Linked DNA regions of Homo sapiens: region 1 is linked to region 2. A link is a loop called in an ENCODE intact Hi-C map of the cell type or tissue named here. Cell type or tissue: Calu3. All regions are shown on one strand. Each heading gives the region's core, and the rest is flanking DNA. Links, peaks and the distances in the headings are about the cores only. Region 1 overlaps TTC1 (tetratricopeptide repeat domain 1). Region 2 has its middle 36 kb from the start of PWWP2A.

Region 1 (4,397 bases), core at 334-4,333, 130 kb before region 2:
TTCTCAGTAACTTCTTCCATAGTGGCCTGCATAGTCCTGTTAACGTCATGAGCAACCTTTCTGATTTTGTTGTTTCCCTTTTCTTTCATTCTTTTTTTTTTTTTTTTTTTTTTTGAGATGGATATTCCCTCTCTGTTGCCCAAGCTGGAGTGCAGCGGTGCGATCTCTGCTCACTGCAACCTCCGCCTCCCGGATTCAAGCGATTCTCTCTCTGCCTCCCGAGTAGCTGGGGCTACAGGCGTGTGCCACCACACCCAGCTAATTTTTGTATTTTTACTAGAGACTGGGTTTCACCATATTGGCCAGGCTGGTCTCGAACTCACATCATGATCCACCCACCTCGGCCTCCCAAAGTTCTGGGATTATAGGCATGAGCCACTGTGCCCTGCCTCCTGCCTCCCTTTTCTTTCATTTCTTGTTTTCTTTTTGTTGTTGTTGTTTTCTGTTTGTTTATTTTGAGACAGAGTCTTGCCCTGTCGCCCAGACTGGAGTACAGTGGCATGATCTTGGTTCACTGCAACCTCTGCCTCCCAGGTTCAAGTGATTCTCCTGCCTCAGCCTCCCAAGTAGCTGGGATTACAGGTGCCCACCACCACACCCAGCTAATTTTTGTATTTTTAGTAGAGACGGAGTTTCACCATGTTGGCCAGGCTGGTCTCGAACTCCTGACCTCAAGTGATCCGCCCGCCCCAGCCTCCTTTTCTTTCATTTCTAATAGGCATCCTTTGGAACTAAGGTGGTCAGTTTTACCAACTTCTTAGAGTTACCACTGTTGAACTTAATGCTGTCTACAAACGATTAAATCAAATCCTAGAAGGAGCTTAGATTTCTGATCCCAAGTTTGTTTATTTTTATTTTTGTAGAGGCCCTTTCACTTGGCCTCCCAAAGTGCTGGGATTACAGGAATGAACCACCCTGCCTGGCCTGATGCTAAGTTTAAACCAGTGGAAATAAGGGTTGCTTGCTCTAAAACAGGGGTCGTCAACCCCCGGCCATGTACTGATACCAGTCTGTGGCCTGTAAGGAACCCAGCCACACAGCAGGAAGTGAGCAGCAGGCTAGTGAGCGAAGCTTCATCTGTATTTACAGCCACTTCCCATCGCTTGCATTACTGTCTGAGCTCCACCTCATGTCATATCCATGGTAGCATTAGATTCTCGTAGGCTTGTGAACCCTGTTGTGAATTGCACATGCAAGGGATCTGTGTTGCCTGCTCCTTACAAGAATCTAATGCCTGATAGTCTATCACTGTCTCTCATCACCCCCAGGTAGGACCGTCTAGTTGCAGGAAAACAAGCTTAGGGCTCCCACTGATTCTACATTATGGTGAATTGTATAACTATTTGATTATATATTACAGTTTAATAATTATAAAGTACACAATAAATGTAATGTGCTTGAATCATTATGAACACCCCCTTCCCCAAGACCCTAGTCCGTGGAAAAATAGTTCCCCACAAGAGCAGTCCCTGGTGCCAAAAAGGGTAGGGACCGCTGCTCTAAAACATTTGGAAGTTAGTGAGGTGTGTTTACATTATTTGCTGGCAGAAAAGTTAAAATGACGTTCAGTATTTCCTGTGTTTATTAAGAAAGGTCACTTTGTGTAGATCAGTGGTTTCCAGACTTTATTGTGTCTAAGCATCACAGGAAATGTATTAACCATGCACAGCCTGAGAAGTGTCTGACACCACACACCTGTGAGGCAACAACCAGGCATCTGTTTTGTTAGCAAGCCTCCCAGGTAATTTTGATATAGGAAGAACTGTGGCCACACCATGGGAAACAGATCCAGATGGACACAGATGACTAAGCTTCCAAAACAAGAAGTATTGACCTAACCCGTACATTGACTGCATCCAACATCGGAAGAACTGAATAGGAGGTTTTCTTTTACCTACATCCGTTGATCAAGGTCTAAAAACAACTTGTTGGGCCGAATTTAAGCAGTCCTGACATAGAAAATTTATTTCTGTTAAAGATTGAGTTTTGGGAAATAGAATTTTCTGATTTAAGAAACAAGGGACTATTTCCAAGATTAATTCCTCATAGATCAGTCATTTTTTTCCTCAGAAGGATAACACCTACTGAGAGGCAGGTTCTAACTGTGGCTTAGATCCAAAGATCCTCCCTCATGCCTCCCTAGAGGACCTGTAAAGGTGACTTGTGGAAAGAACAGATATGTCTTTATGTATGTAAAGCAAGTGATATCTGATTTCAAAGAAGACAAAACCAAAAGCTTATTTTTTTAATGATAAGGAATTCCCTTCAAAATAATTATAGAACTGATGTCCCTAGCCCTTCCAGTATTTGCATTCCAAGTGTAGTTTTCTTGTCCCACCTAGATAAGACTAAAGCAGAAAGTTTTGTTGCATGTGCCTCCACTTTCCAGCAGTTGAGCAAGTATGTACCTCTCTTTACGCTCTCTTTTACTCCAGCTATTGATCTCTGGGTACTGTGATCCCTGGGTACTGTGCTTGGCATAAAGTGTATGCCGTTTTATTTTGTAGCAATTACTTCACAAAACTGCAGAGGGCAGCAGAGAGCTGCTGATAGATTTATAATATGGACATAAGCTTGCCGGAGTGAGAGTCTTGGTTTTCCCCCTGTTTGTCTGTTGAGCACATGCTTACCATAGGATTATTTAAATATGAGATTATTTTTTAAATGTATTTCATGCAAGTTTTTAACTATTTAATAATGATAGATGGGGTATACACTTATAAGCTCAAAGTCAAGTGTGTTTATGTTGTATTCACTGACCTAAAGTAAAAGAAATACCCTACTCAGCCACTGCATTGTAGTCTGCTGAAGAGTGGTTTATTTATAAGGGACTAGAGAAGCACTTTCTAACATTTTGCCATGCTACCCAGGATTTTAAATTATATCAGTTGAAGTTCTCTAGCTTGGATTTTTGGGTTTTTTGGAGGGTGGTTTTTTTGTTGTCAATTAAAAAATTATATTCAAGCTACTTCTAATATTTTAAGAAAGTGAATCAATCCATTTGAAGCTCTTAGCACAATGTTTGGCACATAATAAGTATTATGAGTTTTAGCTCATTGAATGAGTTACACAGCCATGGAATCAGGCATCTAATATAGTATAGGTAATTAAGCAGATAGGGGTACTATGTTAGTAAATAGGAAATTACAAGGTAAGATTATAGCCAAGTCATGGATATTTGCTTTACAGGAAGACTCTTCACTTAGCAATAGTAGCATACCATTTCCATTTTTCATCCTAACTAGTATTTACAGTAATTTGTCTTCTTTATAGAATATCTTCTTTATGTAAAGAAGTTTATAATATTTAAATCCTTGATTTGCTAATTTTATTCAGAAAGGACACTTGTAATAGTTTCCACCTTTATTTCTTTGTTAGTTAAATGAAAATTAACCCACATATGCTACAGATTCGGGGTAATTCTAGAAATTGAGTTATTCATTCAGCAGACATTTGTTAGTACCTGCAATTAATAGACAAAATTGGCCGGGTGCAGTGGCTCACGCCTGTAATCCCAACACTTTGGGAGGCCGAGGTGGGCGGATCACCTGAGGTCAAGTTTAAGACCAGCCTGACCAACAAGGTGAAACCCCATCTCTACTAAAAATACAAAAAAAATAGCAGGGCCTGGTGGTGTGCGCCTATAATCCCAGCTACTCAGGAGGCTGAGGCAGGAGAATCACTTGAACCCGGTAGGCGGAGGTTGCAATGAACTGAGATTGCATCACTGCACTCCAGCCTGGGCAACAGAACAAAACACTGTCTCAAAAAAAAAAAAAAAATTAGGCAAAATTGGTTTTCTTTCTTTTTTTTTTTTTTGGAAATAGAGTTTTGCTCTGTTGCCCAGGCTGGAGTGCAGTGACGCAATCATGGCTCATTGTAACCTCTACCTCTGGGGCTCAAGTGATCCTTCCCCCTCAGCCTCCCAAATAGCTGGGACTACAGGCATAAGCCACCACGCCCAGCTAATTTTTTTTATTTTTAGGAGAGACACGGTCTTGCTGTGTTGCCCAGGCTGAAGTTTTCTTGAAGAATATGGTTTTCTCTGTCAAGAAACTTATAATTCAGCTAGGGAGACATGTAACTCTGCTTACCTTTTTATTTTAGGTAGTTTCGTGTTTTATCACGAAACAGATCCAGATGGACACAGGTGACTAAGCTTCCAAATACAAGGCTCAATGGGGACAAAGCCGTGTGCACAAGGCATGTCACATGTTGCCTAATCTTTCCACTCCTATGTGCTTCTTCTTGTGCTTCTTCTTTTTCTTCTTCTTTGCTGCCTTGCTGTCTTTTGATGTGTGCCTTGCCCTCTTGCCTGTATCATTCTCAGAGTCTGAGCTGTCAGAGTCAGATGACTTCCAATTCTTTTTCTTCTCCTCCTTTCTTTTTCTAGAAGG
Region 2 (4,397 bases), core at 322-4,321:
CTACCTGCCTCAGCCTCCCAAAGTACTGTGATTACAGGCATGAGCCACCGCGCCTGGCTGCTATATGCACTTCTATACAGGCTTTGTGTAACTGTAAGTTTTATTTTCTTGGGATAAATGCCTACGAGCGCAATTGCAGCATTGTATGGTAGTTGCATGTTTAGTTTTTTAAGAATCTGCCCAATTGTTCTTCACAGTGTCTGTACCATTTATATTTCCATCAGCAATGTATGAGTGATCCAGTTTCTCTGCATCCTCACCAGCATTTGTTGTTGTCACTATTTTTTATTTTAGTCATTCGGATACTTATGTAAGTGATAACCCATTGTGGTTTTTAATTTGCATTGCCCTAACGGTGAATAATACTGAATGTGAAAATATACTTATTTCTCATTTATATATTCGCTTTGATGAACTTTTGCTTCATGTTCCAACCAGATTGTTTGTTTTTTTTTTTTTTTAACTATTGAGTTTGAGGCGTTTTTTGTTTTTCTGTTTTTGTTCTTTGTTTGTTGGAGTTGAGTTGAGTGGGGTCTCACTCTATCATCCAGGCTGAAGTACAGTGGCACAGTTATGGCTTGCTGCAGCCTCCAACTCCTGGGCTCAGGCAATCCTCCCACCTCAGCCTCCGGAGTAGCTGGAACTACAGATGTGCACCACCATGCCCAGCTGTATTTTAAATATTTTGTAGAAATGGGTTGTCACTGTGTTGTCCAGGCTGGTCTTGAACTCCTGGGTTCAAGCAGTCCTCCTACCTTGGCCTCCTACAGTGCTGGGATTACAGCACACCACAACCGGTCAAGTTTGAGAGTTTTTGCTATATTCTAGATATTAATCCTCTGTCAGATATATGGCTTGCAAATATTTTCTCCAACATGTACTTTGTCTTGTCATTGTCTTCACAGGGGCTTTCACAGAACAAAAGTTTGAAGTTTCAATAAAGTTCAGTTGATGAAGTTTTTATTATATAAATCATGCTTTTTATTTGTATTTATTTATTGATTGATTTTTTGAGATGGAGTCTTGCTCTTGTCACCCAGGCTGGAGTGCAGTGGCAACAACTCGGCTCACTGCAACCTCCACCTCCTGGGTTCAAGTGATTCTTCTGCCTCAGCCTCTCAAGTAGCTGGGATTATAGGCATGCACCACCATGCCCAGCTAATTTTTGTATTTTTAATAGAGACAGGGTATCACCATGTTGGCCAGGCTGGTCTGACCTCAGGTGATCTGCCCACCTCGGCCTCCCAAAGCGCTGGGATTACAGGCATGAGCCACTGAGCCCGGCGAAATCATGCTTTTTAGTGTCAAGTGTAAGAACTCCTTGCCTAGCCCTAGATACTGAATTTTCACCTATTTTTTTAAAGTTCTATAGTTTTACATTTTACATGTAAGTCTATGATCCATTTCAATTTAACTTGTGTATAAGGTATAAGGTTTAGGTTGAGGTTCATTTTTTGCTTGTGGATGTCTGATTTTTTTTTTTTTTTTTTTTTTTTTATTGAGACGGAGTCTTGCTCTGTCTCCCAGGCTAGAGTGCAGTGGTGCGATCTTGGCTCACTGCAACCTCTGCCTCCTGAGTAGTTGGGATTACAGGTGCTCACCACCGTGCCTGGCTAATTTTTGTATTTTTAGTAGAGACAGGGTTTCACCATCTTGGCCAGGCTGGTCTCAAACTCCTGACCTCTTGATCCATCTACCTCGGCCTCCCAAAGTGCTGGGATTACAGGCATGAGCCACCGTGCATTTTTTTTTTTTTTTTTTTTTGAGATGGAGTTTTGCTCTTGTTGCCCAGGCTGGAGTGCAATGAATGGCATGATTTTGGCTCACTGCAACCTCTGCCTCCCAGGTTCAAGAGATTCTCCTGCCTCAGCCTTTAGAGTAGCTGGGATTACAGGTGCCCACCACCATTCCCGGCTATTTTTTTTTTTTTTAGACAGAGTCTTGCTCTGTTACCCAGGCAGAAGTGCAGTGGTGCGTTCTCAGCTCAATGCAACCTCTGCCTCCTGGGTTCAAGCGATTCTATTGCCTCAGCCTCCTGAGTAGTTGGATTACAGGTGTGTGTGCCACCACACCTGGCTAATTTTATATTTTTATTAGAGACGGGGTTTCACTGTGTTGGTCAGGCTGGTCTCGAACTCCTGATCTCAAACAATCCACCTGCCTCGGCCTCCCAAAGTGCTGGGATTACAGATGTGAGCCACTGCGCCCAGCCAATTTTTGTATTTTCAGTAGAGATGGGGTTTCACCATGTTGGCCAGGCTGGTCTCAAACTCCTAACCTCAAGTGATCTGCCCGCCTCGGCCTCCCAAAGTGCTGGAATTACAGGCATGAGCCACTGCGCCCGCTGGATGTCTGATTTGATTTGCTTGATTTTTAACCATTGTCCCCCTCTTCATTACTCATTCCTATCACACAGAAGTATCTTGCGCAACCAACTGTTTTATGACATGCAGCATTAGGTTTTGTTTTGATCCTAAAATAAATTGCTATTAACTCTGAGATTTTTACAGAATCCTCTAAGGTGGCTAGAGACCCTCTTAGATATTCCCAAAACAAGTTTGGGAATTATTGCACCAGAAGGCTTTGGGAGTTTGATGCATTGTTGCTTTTCTGACTTACTCATTGTTCCATGTTATACTTACCCATGCTGGTTGTCACCTGTATGGCATCTAGCCATACCACTTTGTTTGCACTGTTTATCTGTTTTTATCTTCACAGCATGCCTGTAACATAGGTATTTTTATGCCTGTTTTCCAGATAAGGAATTGAAGGTGAGAGAAGTTAAATAACTTGCCTAAGGTCACAGAGAAGTAGAAGAACTGGAATTTGAACCCAATCCTGGTTTTAAAGCCTGTGTTGAAAGTGAAGACAACGCACAGAATGGGGAAAAACTTTTGCAAATTATACATCTGATAAGGGAGTTGTATCTAGAATGTATAAAAACACTTACAGATAGGCACGATGGCTCATGCCTATAATCCCAGCACTTTGGGAGGCAGAGATGGGCGGATCACCTGAGGTCGGGAGTTCGAGACCAGCCTGACCAACATGGAGAAACCCTGTCTCTACTAAAAATACAAAATTAGCCTGATGTGGTGGCGCATGCCTGTAATCCCAGCTACTCAGGAGGCTGAGGCAGGAGAATTTCTTGAACCTGGGAGGCAGAGGTTGCAGAGAGCTGAGATCATGCCATTGCACTCCAGCCTGGGCAACAAGACCGAAACTCAGTCTCAAAAAAAAAAAAAAAAACACACACACCTGCAACTCAATAATAATGAAACAACCCAGCAGGGCACAATGGCTCACATCTATAATCTCAGTATTTTGGGAGGCCAAGGCAGGTGGATCATTTGAGCTCAGGAGTTCAAGACCATCCTGGGCAACATGGCGAAACCCAATCTCTACAAAACTACCAAGAATTAGCCGGGTGTGGTGGCACACACCTGTAGTCCCAGCAACTCGGGAGGCTGAGGTGCGAGGATCACTTGAGCCTGGGAGGCGGAGGTTGCAGAGAGCCAAGATCATGCCGTTGCACTCCAGCATGGATGACAGAGTGAGACCCTGTCTCAAAAAATAATAATAATAATAAGACAACCCAATTTAAAAATGGACAAAGAAGGCCAAGTGCAGTGGCCACATGCCTGTAATCCCAGCACTTTGGGAGGCCAAGGCAGGTATCACTTGGGCCCAGGAGTTTGAGACCAGCCTGGGCAACATAGTGAGACCCCATCTGAAAAAAATTTTTTTTAAAAAAAGGACAAAGACATTGAGTAGGCATTTGTCCAAAGAAGATAGACAAATCGCCAAGAAGCTTACAAAAAGATGCTGAATATCACTAGCAATCAGGTAAACGCAAATCAAAACTACAATGAGATAACACTTCACAGTCACTAGATGGCTATAATATTTAAAAAGACAGATAGTAGCCGGGCACGGTGGCTCACGCCTGTAATCCCAGCACTTTGGGAGGCTGAGGTGGGCAGATCACGAGGTCAGGAGTTCGAGACCACACTGGCCAACATAGTGAAACCCCATCTCTACTAAAAATACAAAAAATTAGCCAGGTGTGGTGATGGGCACCTGTAGTCCCAGCTACTCGGGAGGCTGAGGCAGGAGAATCACGTGAACCTGGGAGGCAGAGGTTGCAGTGAGCCAAGATCATGCTACTGCACTCCAGCCTGGGCAACAGTGTGACACTCTGTCTCAAAAAAAGAAAAAAAAAAAAGACAGTAACAGGTTTTGGTCATCAGCTTTCTGGGCCTTGGTTTCTCCACTTATGAAGTAAGGGGTTTGGACCAGTTCTGGGATGGCTGACAGCCTACATTCCGCCACACACACCCCTGCCATGGCAGGGTTTGCCAATTGATGATGGTACATGTGTTAATCAGCCTCAGAAT

What was found. A loop is a pair of places that touch in the nucleus more often than their neighbours do. Peaks named below come from ENCODE experiments on the same cell type or tissue, not always from the same donor. Only the 100,000 strongest peaks of a DNase experiment are listed, where the experiment ranks them.
Region 1: a loop joins it to region 2, with 4 times the contacts of the local background. A loop is called at or near these places in 6 of 110 quality-filtered maps.

Annotation. Positions count from the first base shown.
Region 1 is chr5:160,019,490-160,023,886 of GRCh38, forward strand. The region is part of intron 2 of TTC1 (tetratricopeptide repeat domain 1); the gene reads left to right. LOC124901124 (a long non-coding RNA gene) reads left to right here. Exons shown (of 2, transcript XR_007059025.1): 2 at 4,108-4,397. Among named protein-coding and RNA genes, the nearest start is that of TTC1, 13 kb to the left of the region's middle. In Calu3, for the core only: a CTCF peak has its summit at 2,522 (motif pointing right); a DNase peak (open chromatin) is centred at 2,542.
Region 2 is chr5:160,152,805-160,157,201 of GRCh38, forward strand. No RefSeq gene overlaps it. Among named protein-coding and RNA genes, the nearest start is that of PWWP2A, 36 kb to the left of the region's middle. In Calu3, for the core only: no CTCF peak of the experiment used is centred there; DNase peaks (open chromatin) are centred at 2,347 and 2,647.